Regions from separate parts of the Homo sapiens genome. Here region 1 is linked to region 2. Evidence: chromatin loops called from intact Hi-C (ENCODE). Cell type or tissue: PC-3. All regions are shown on one strand.

Evidence for each region. Peaks named below come from ENCODE experiments on the same cell type or tissue, not always from the same donor. Only the 100,000 strongest peaks of a DNase experiment are listed, where the experiment ranks them.
Region 1: it touches region 2 in a loop (5-fold over the local background); 1 of 110 quality-filtered maps calls a loop at or near these places.

What each region holds. Positions count from the first base shown.
Region 1 is chrX:40,717,061-40,722,060 of GRCh38, forward strand. The region is part of intron 3 of MED14 (mediator complex subunit 14); the gene reads right to left. Among named protein-coding and RNA genes, the nearest start is that of MED14, 16 kb to the right of the region's middle. In PC-3, no CTCF peak of the experiment used is centred here; a DNase peak (open chromatin) is centred at 2,331; H3K4me3 peaks cover 392 bases; H3K27ac peaks cover 1,861 bases.
Region 2 is chrX:40,792,290-40,797,289 of GRCh38, forward strand. No RefSeq gene overlaps it. Among named protein-coding and RNA genes, the nearest start is that of MED14OS, 59 kb to the left of the region's middle. In PC-3, a CTCF peak has its summit at 1,929 (motif pointing left); a DNase peak (open chromatin) is centred at 1,932; H3K4me3 peaks cover 392 bases; H3K27ac peaks cover 1,512 bases.

The DNA of each region.
Region 1 (5,000 bases), 75 kb before region 2:
AAGTTCCAGTATTTAATAGTAGAGTAGGGAAATTATAATTAACAATAATTTATTGTATATTCAAAACGACCAGAAGAGAAGAACTGTAACATTCCCAACACAAAGAAAAATGTCTGAGGTAATTAATATCCCAATTATCCTGCTTTGATCACTATGTACATGTATCAAAATATCACATGTACCCTCAAAATATGTACAACTATGATATATCAATTGAAAAAAAAAAGAGTTAACACATAAAAAACCTTTAGAACAGTGCCTAGAAAGAACATAGAAAACACTCCAAAACACCCATTATGAGATACAGGTCAACTTCATGCCCAATACAGAAATCCTTTCCATCAGTTTTCTACCCAATGCATTTCATAAGGATACCTAAACTAGTAGAGCTCATCACAGAGCTAAAAACTACCTCCCTAAAACCTTTATCTTCTAGTTCATGGTTTTTTTGTTGTTGTTGTTTCATTTTGTTTTGTTTTTGAGACAGAGTCTTGCTCTGTCGCCCAGGCTGGAGTGCAGTGGCATGATCTCTGCTCACTGCGACCTCCACCTCCCGGGTTCAAGCAATTCTCCTGGCTCAGCCTCTTGAGTAGCTGGGATTACAGGAGTGCACCACCACCCCCAGCTAATTTTTGTATTTTTAGTAAAGACGGGGTTTCACCATGCTGGCCAGGCTAGTCTCGAACTCCTGACCTCAGGTGATCCACCCGCCTCAGCCTCCCAAAGTGCTGGGATTACAGGCGTGAGCCACTGCACCCGGCCATCTTCTAGTTCTATTCTAGAACAACACTTAAAGTTTTCTCTCTCATGTCCTTCAAACAGGCTGTCAGTGGCCAACTTAAAACATAGTACCCAGAATTAATACCAACATCACACAAACACAGTGCTCTACAATTTCTCAGTGTTTTCAAACATTTTATTTGATTTTTGCAACTCTAGGAAGTACAACCAGATAATTACTATGATCTTAGAGATGAGAAAATTGAGGCTTAGGTTAAGACACTTGCCCAAAGAAAGTCAATAATCAGAAGAGCTGAAACAACAACAACAAAAATATTTCTTCTAATTCTTAGTTAGACCCAATATACAGCATGGTCCAGTAAAAATGCTACCTTCTATGACTAGTACAATGAATTTCTATCAATGCCACCAACACTAACTTCTTATTAACAGTCATGACACTGCTAATACATTCTCAACTTTTTAACTGGCTTTTACTCAGATTTAGGCCATCTCACATCTCCCTTAACTCAGGTCACTGTAAAAATGCTTATCAGACCAAGGTCAAGCTCAAAGAGTACCAAAGACCTCCCCGGCAGAAAGACATGCATCAACCCTACTGGGATGCCACAGTTTATCCAGCCCCTATCACTCCACTTAAACATAAACAATTAATGAAACACTCTCTAAACTACTTCACTGAACTCAAAATACACTAGCTTCAGCTACATTCCTTGAACTTAGAAATACAATTAATAAAGATAAAACTTGGCTGGGTGTGGTGGCTCACACCTGTAATCCCCAGCAGTTTGGGAGGCAGAGGCGGGAAGACTGCTTGAAGCCAGGAGTTCGAAACCAGCCTGGGCAACCAAGTAAGACCCCATCTCTATAAAAACTTTTTAAAAATTAGATGGGCACAGTAGTGTGAGTGCCTGTGGTCTCAGGTACTCAGGGAGGCTGAGGTGGGAGGGCTGCTTGAACCCAGAAGTTTGAGGTTGCAGTGAGCTGTGATTACACCACTGCACTCCAGCCTGGGTGACAGAGTGAGACTTCATGTCTTAAAATAAATAAATAAAAGATAAAACTTGAGTTTTGAGTAACTGATTAGTGAATCCATTCACATAGTCTTAGTTCACAAAGAACTAATCCATGTTATTTTTAGGTATTCACACACCAGCTGTGAATATGTTTAATAATAATCTCCTTTAGAATTTAACACCAAATAAATGTTTCTCTAAACAAGATACACAAATGGCCAATAAGCACATGAAAACAGGTTCAACATCTCTGGTCATCAGGAAAATACAAATTAAAACTTTAATGAGATGCCACTTCATACCTACTAGGATGGCTAGACTCAAAAAGTCAGGTAACAACCAGTGTTGGCATAGATGTGGAGAAACTAAACTTCCATACATTGCTGGTGGAAATGTAAAATGGTGTGGCCACTTTGTAAAATAGTCTGGCAGTTCCACAAAAAGTTCAACAAAGAGTTACCATATGACCTAGCCATCCCACTCCTAGGTATACAGTCAAGAGAAATAAAAGCATACATCCCAACAGTTGGACATGACTATCTACAACAGCATTAGTCATAATAATCCAAAACTGGAAACAACCCAAATGCCTATTAACTGATGAACAGATAAACAAAATGTAGTATATCCATGCAATTCAGCCATAAAAAGGAATGTAGTGACACAAGCTACCACATGAATCAATCTTGAAAATACTACACTAAAAAAAAAAATGCTAAGTTAAAGAAGCCAATCACAACACAACACATTTGATTCCATTTATATGAAATGTTCAGAATAGGCACATCTATTGAAACAAAGTACATTAGTGGCTGCTTAGGGCTAGAGGAGAGCTGGGGTGGTAACTAAAGGGCACAGGTTTTCTTTCTGAGGTGATTAAAATGTTCTAAAATTGACTGTGATGATGGTTGCACATATCTGTGAATATAACAAAAACCACTGAATTGTATACTTTAAGTGGGTGAATAGTATGGTATGTAAATTATATCTCAGTAAAGCTACTGAAAAAAATATCTAGGAGAATGAGAGATATTTTATCTTTTTCTTAGGCAAAACATTATCCAGGTTGTTTTACCATTAGTCAGAGTTCCATAAACTATGGATCTATACACTCATAACACATCTGGCATGGCTAAAGATCATTATCAAGAATCTCTAACAAACTAGTTAAATAATCATTAGGTTGAGAACAGAAGTGCTGAAACATGAACAATCCCTCTAATTCTCATTGATGGACTTTATCCCTGACATAAACACATCTGTATCTACATTCAGAAAACAAAAATGCTGAGAGGGTCAGAGCAAGATGGTGGAATACAAGCCAACACCAGTCACCCCCTCTCCAGGAACACGAAATTTTTACTATCTGCACACAGAAAAGCACTGTTACAAAAACCAAAAATCAGGTGAGCAATCACAGTACTTGGTTTTAACTTCATATCACTGAAAGAGGCATTGAGGAGGGCAGGAGAGGCAGTCTTGAATCCCTGACACCACCCCTCCCCTGCCACCCCAACAGAGGCCCTGCACTTAAGGGAGGGAGAGAATAGTGACTGGGGGACTTTACACTGAACTCAGTACTGCCCTGTCATAGTGGAGAGCAAAGCTGTGCTGGGCCAGAGGGAGCATTTGGACCAGCCTTGGCTAGAGAATTGCCCATCGCAGCGGTTGGAACTTGAGTTTCTCAGCAAGCCTTGCTAATGTTGGCCAAAGTACTCTGGAGTCCTAGGTAAACATGAAAGGCTGTCTAGGACACAAGCACTGCAATTCCTAGGCAACTCCTAGTGCTAGGCTGGACTCAGAGCCAGAGGACTAGGTGGCACATGACCTAGGGATACACCCGCTGGGGGGCCTAAGGGAGTGCTTCCACCACCCTTCCACAAACCCCAGGCAGCGCAGCTTTTGACAACAAAAGAGACTCCTTCCTTCTGCTTGAGGAGAGGAGAGCAAAGAGTAAAAAGGACTTTGTCTTGCATCTTGGATACCAGCTCAGCCACAGTAGGACAGGGTACCGGGCAGAGTAGTGAGGCCCCTATTCGAGGCTCTAGCTCACAGATGACAAAGACACACCCTGGGCCAGAAGGGAACCTGCTGCCTTGAAGGAAAGGACCCAGCCCTGGCAGGATTCATCGCCTGCTGAATAAAAGAGCCCTTGGGCCCTGAATAACCAGCGGCGATACCCAGGTAGTATGCCGTGGACCTTGGGCTCTGAAATGTGCTGACTTCAGGTGTGACCAAGCACATTCCGAGCTGTGGTGGCTATGGTGAAAGACTCCTTCTGTTAGAGAAAAGCAGGGGGAAAAGTAAAGGGGACTTTGTTTTGCACCTTAGGTACCAGCTCAGCCAAAGTGCGGTAGAGCACCAAGCAGGCTCTTGGGGTCCCCAAGTCCAGGCCTAGGCTCTTGGACTGCATTTTTGGACCTCCCCAGAGCCAGAGGGAAGCCCACTGCCCTGAAAGATGAGTCCCAGGCCTGGCAGTATTCACCACAAGCTGACTGAAGAACCCTTAGATTTTAAGTGAGCATCAGTGGTGGCCTTGCAGAACCCCTCCCATGAGCCGGTGATGGCCAAAGGGGGAGGCTCCTCTGCCTGTGGAAAGGGGAGAGAAAAGCAGGAAGGAATTCGTATTGTGGTTTGAGTGCCAGCTTAGCCGCAGTAAGAAAAGAATATCAGGCAAATTACTAAGGTTTTTGACTCTAATCCCTGGCCACCAGACAGCATCTCTGGGCTCACCCAAAGCCTGGGGAAACTTGCCATCCCAAAAAACACAAACCTGACTGGCTTCGCCACCTGCTGATCATAGAGCCCTAGGGCCTGGAGTGAAGGTAAGTGGTAGCCAGGTTACCAGTGTAACCAGTGGTTACACTGAGCCTTGGGCAAGACCCAGTGCTGTGCTGACTTCAGGTCTGAGCTGGTACAGTCCTAGTGGTGGTGGCCATATGGGTGCTTACATCACCATACCCCCAGTTCCAGGTGGCTCAGCACAAAGAGCAAGACTTTGTTTGTTTGGAAGAAACTAAGGAAAAAGAACAAGAGCCTTTGGTTGGTAATCCAGAGAAATCTTCCAGATCTTATCCAAGACCATCAAGGCAGTACCTCTATGAGTCGGCAAAAACCACAGCATTATTGAGCTTGGGGCCTAAGTACCTTTGAATATCTAGAAAGCCTCCTCAAGAAGGACAGACATAAACAGGCCCAGACTGCAAAGACTACAATAAATACCTAACTCTTTGAGGCCCAGAT
Region 2 (5,000 bases):
ACAGCAAGCATAGGCAAGACTATAAAGAGGATACCCATGGAAGGCTAATTATTAACACTTATCTTTTGTGATTTTTAGCTTGAGGTCCCCAATCTCTTCACATTGGTACTTTGGGTGTTCTTCTGGGTCAACGGAGGTGACTCTGTTGGCTTCCCAAGTCTTTACTTGGGTATAATGAATCCAAGAGTCTATTCCAGTGACCTTCACTGCCACAGGAGTAGAAAGGAGTACAGTGTAGGGTCCCTCCCAACCTGGGCCTATAGAGAGAGAAAGGGAAGGGATATCACTTTTACTAGCACTAGGTCCCTTGGGTTGAACAGAGGTGGCCCTGGTTCACGGGATTGGGCCTCCAACAATTGTTTCAGTTCCTGTTGGAAATGGACCAAAGAGGTTATGTGCTTAGTTAAATTAGAGGTTTCTTGGTCTAGCAAGAGATAACTGGTGAGAAAAGGCTATCCACACATCATTTCAAAGGGACTCAAACCTAGCTTTGAAGGAGTGTTTCTGACATGTAGCAGGGCTATGGGGAGAAGGGTAGTCCAGGGGAGATGAGTCTCCTGAGACGGTTTCCTGAGGTGCCTTTTGATAATATCATTTGTCTTTTCTACCTTTCCCGGGGATTGTGGTCTCCAGGCATAATGAAGATAGTACTGTAGAACCAAGTGCCTTTGAGACCCCCTGGGTGACGGCCACCTTGAACGAGGGGCCATTATTGCTCTGGAGATACTTAGGAAGTCCAAAGCAGGGAATTATCTCATTGATTAGTACTTTTATCACCTCAGAGGCTTTCTCTGTCTGACATGGAAATGCTTCTACCCAGTTAGTGAACGTATCTATTTATAGTAGGAGGTACTGGATGCCCCTTGTCTTTGGCATATGGGTGAAATCCATTTGCCAGTCTTCCCCAAGGTAGCCGCTTGTCTTTTGAGTTCCTGGCCAAAGACGCTGTCGATTAAGGAGACTGTTTTTAAGGCAGATCTTGCCACCATTAACAACTTGTTTAACTCTTTGTATTAGATTTTTACCTGAGAACAATCTCTGGGCCAGTTGATAGGTTTTATCCTTACCTAGGTGGAAGGCCTAGTGAAGGCTTTTAAGTACTTTCCATTGGTTGGCAGCTGGTAGATGAAGCTTATTGTCCTCCGATTGTAGCCATCCTGAGGACTGCAGGATGTATCCCCAAGAGGTGGCCCATTCTATTTCTGCAAGAGAGTATTGAGGTTTTATTTCTCTGATGCGGCCCTCCCAGATCAGTAGGGCTTCAAGTGGATCAGAGACCTGGGCCCCCTTGCTGCTGATTTAGCTGCTTTGTCCTCCAGCCTATTTCCCTCGGCTATCTCATCCATCACTCTTTGATGGCCTTTACAATGTATTATTGCCAGCTCCCATGGGAGGAAAACCAAGGAAAATAGTCTTATTAATTTCCTGATGGTATTCAATGGGAGACTAATTAGCTGTGAGGAAGTTCTTCTCTTTCCAGATAGTAGCATGGGCATGGAGGACTAGGAAAGCATACTTAGAATCAGTATAAATGGGCCAGGCGCGGTGATTCACGCCTGTAATCCCAGCACTTTGGGAGGCCGAGGCAGGCGGATCACCTGAGGTCAGGAGTTCAAGACCAGCCTGACCAACATGGAGAAACCCTGTCTCTACTGAAAATACAAAATTAGCCGGGCATGGTGGCGCATGCCTGTAATCCCAGGTACCCGGGAGGCTGAGGCAGGAGAATCGCTTGAACCTGGGAGGCAGAGGTTGCAGTGAGCTGAGATTGCGCCATTGCACTCCAGCCTGGAAGTGCAATGAAGAGGAAACTCCGTCAGAAAGAGAGAGAGAGAGAGAGAGAGAGAGAGAGAGAGAGAGAGAGAGAGAGAGAGAGAGAGAAAGAATCAGTATAAATGCTGTTTTTCCTTTGCTTAACTTGAGCGCCCTCTTGAGGGCAATTAGTTTGGTTAGTTGAACACTTGTGCCCTAGGAGAGGTGCACTTTCAACTATATCGTTCATATAGCTGTTGCATACCCTGCTTTATGGGTTCTTTGTTCTACAAAAGAACTCCCGTCCGTAAAGAGAATCCAGTCTGGGTAAAACAGACTCGGGGCTGTTGCAGGGGGCACAGTGGGAGTGAGATCAGCTCTTTGGTTTGTGTGGGAGCTGGGTGGGGCCTGTGACTGCCGGCTTTCCCCCACTTCCCTGACAACTTGCATGACTCAGCAGAGGCAGCCATAATCCTCCTAGGAACACAACTTCAGTGACCTGGGAATCTCACCCCCATCCCCCATGGCAGCCGCAGCAAGACCCGCCAAGGAGAGCACGCCTAGCCCTGCTCCCACCTGATGGTCCTTCACTACCCACCCTGGTAGCAGAAGGCAAAGGACATATAATCTTGGGAGTTCTACAGCCGTGCCTACTGCCAGTCCCTCTCCACACTATTATAGTTGATGCTTTCTGGAAAGCACCACCTCCTGGCAGGAAGCCAACCAGCACAAAAATAGAGCATTAAACCAACAAAGCTAAGGACCCCCATGGAGTCCATTGCACCCTCCACCACCTCCACCAGAACAGGTGCTGGTATCCATGGCTGAAAGACTCACAGATGGTTCACATCACAGGACTCTGTGCAGACAACCCCCAGTACCAGCCTGGAGCCGGATTGACTCACTGGGTGGCTAGACCCAGAAGAGAGACAACAATCACTGGAGTTCAGCTCACAGGAAGCCACATCCCCAGAAAAGGGGGAGAATACTATATCAAGGGAACACCCCATGGGACAAAAAAATCTGAACAACAGCCTTCAGCCCTAGACCTTCCCTCTGACAGAGGCTACACAAATGAGAAGGAACCAGAAAACCAGCCCTGGTAATATAAGAAAACAAGGCTTGTCAACACCTCCCAAAAATTACACTGGTTCACCAGCAATGGCTCCAAACCAAGAAGAAATCCCCTATTTACCTGGAAAAGAATTCAGGAGGCTAGTTATTAAGCTAATCAGGGAGGGACCAGAGAAAGGCGAAGCCCAATGCAAGGAAATCCAAAGAAATGATGCAAGAAGTGAAGGGAGAAATATTCAAGGAAATAGATAGCCTAAAGAAAAAACAATCAAAAATTCAGAAAACTTTGGACACACTTTTAGAAATGCGAAATGCTCTGGAAAGTCTCAGCAATAGAATTGAACAAGTAGAGGAAAGAAACTCAGAGCTCGAAGACAAGGTCTTTGAATTAACCCAATCCAACAAAGACAAAGAAAAAAGATTAAGAAAATATGAACAAAGCCTCCAAGAAGTCTGAGATTATGTTAAACACCCAAACCTAAGAATAATCAGTGTTTCTGAGGAAGAAAACAATTCAAAATGCTTGGAAAATATATTTGGGGGAATAATCAAGGAAAACTTCCCCAGCCATGCTAGAGACCTAGACATGCAAATACAAGAAGCGCAAGGAACACCTGGGAAATTCATCACAAAAAGATCATCGCCTAGGCGCACTGTCATCAGGTTATCCAAAGTTAAGACAAAGGAAAGAATCTTAAGAGCTGTGAGACAGAAGCACCAGGTAACCTGTAAAGGAAAACCTATCAGATTAACAGCAGATTTCTCAGCAGAAACCCTACAAGCTAGAAGGGATTGGGGCCCTATCTTCAGCCTCCTCAAACAAAACAATTATCAGCCAAGAATTTTGCATCTGGCAAAACTAGGCATCATATATGAAGGAAAGATACAGTCGTTTCAGACAAACAAATGCTGAGAGAATTCGCCATTACCAAGCCACCACTACAAGAACTGCTAAAAGGAGCTCTAAATCTTGAAACAAATCCCGAAAACACATCAAAACAGAACCTCTTTAAAGCATAAATCACACAGGACCTGTAAACCAAAAATACAAGTTAAAAAGCAAAACAAACAAACAAAGTATGCAGGCAACAAAGAGCATGATGAATGCAACGGTACCTCACATTTCAATACTAACTGAATGTAAATGGCCTAAATGCTCCACTTAAAAGATACAGAACCGCAGAATGGATAAGAACTCACCAACTGGCCGGGTGCGGTGGCTCTCTCCCGTAATCCCAGCACTTTGGGAGGCCGAGGTGGACGGATCACAAGGTCAGGAGATCGAGACCATCCTGGCTAACAAGGTGAAATCCCGTCTCTACTAAAAATACAAAAAATTAGCCGGGTGTGGTGGTGGGCACCTGTAGTCCCAGCTACTCAGGAGGCTGAGGCAGGAGAATGGCGTGAACCCGGGAGGCGGAGCTTGCAGTGAGCCGAGATTATGCCACTGCACTCCAGCCTGGGCAACAGAGCGAGACTCCATCTCAAAAACAACAACAACAACAAAAAAACAAAAACAGAACAAACAAAAAGAACTCACCAACCATCTGCTGCCTTCAGGAGACTCACCTAACACATAAGGACTCACATAAAGTAAAGGAGTGGAAAAAAGGCATTTCATGTAAATGGACACCAAAAGTGAGCAGGGATAGCTATTCTTATATTAGACAAAACAAACTTTAAAGCAATAGCAGTTAAAAGAGAAAAAGCGGGACATTATATGATGGTAAAAGGCCTTGTCCAACAGGAAAATATCACAATCCTAAACATACATGCACGTAACACTGGAGCTCCCAAATTTATAAAACAATTACTAATAGACCTAAGAAATGTGATAGACAGCAATACAATAATAGTGGGGGACTTCAATACTCCACTGACAGCGCTAGACAGGTCATCAAGACAGAAAGTCAGTAAAGAAACAATGAATTTAAACCATACCTTGGAACAAATGGACTTAACAGACATACACAGAACATTTCATCCAACAACCACAGAATACACATTCTATTCGACAGTGCATGGAACTTTCTCCAAGATAGACCATACGATAGACCATGAAATGAGCCTCAATAAATTTAAGAAAATTGAAATTATATCAAACACTCTCTCAGACCACAGTGGAATGAAACTGGAAATCAACTCCAAAAGGAACCTTCAAAACCACCACGCAA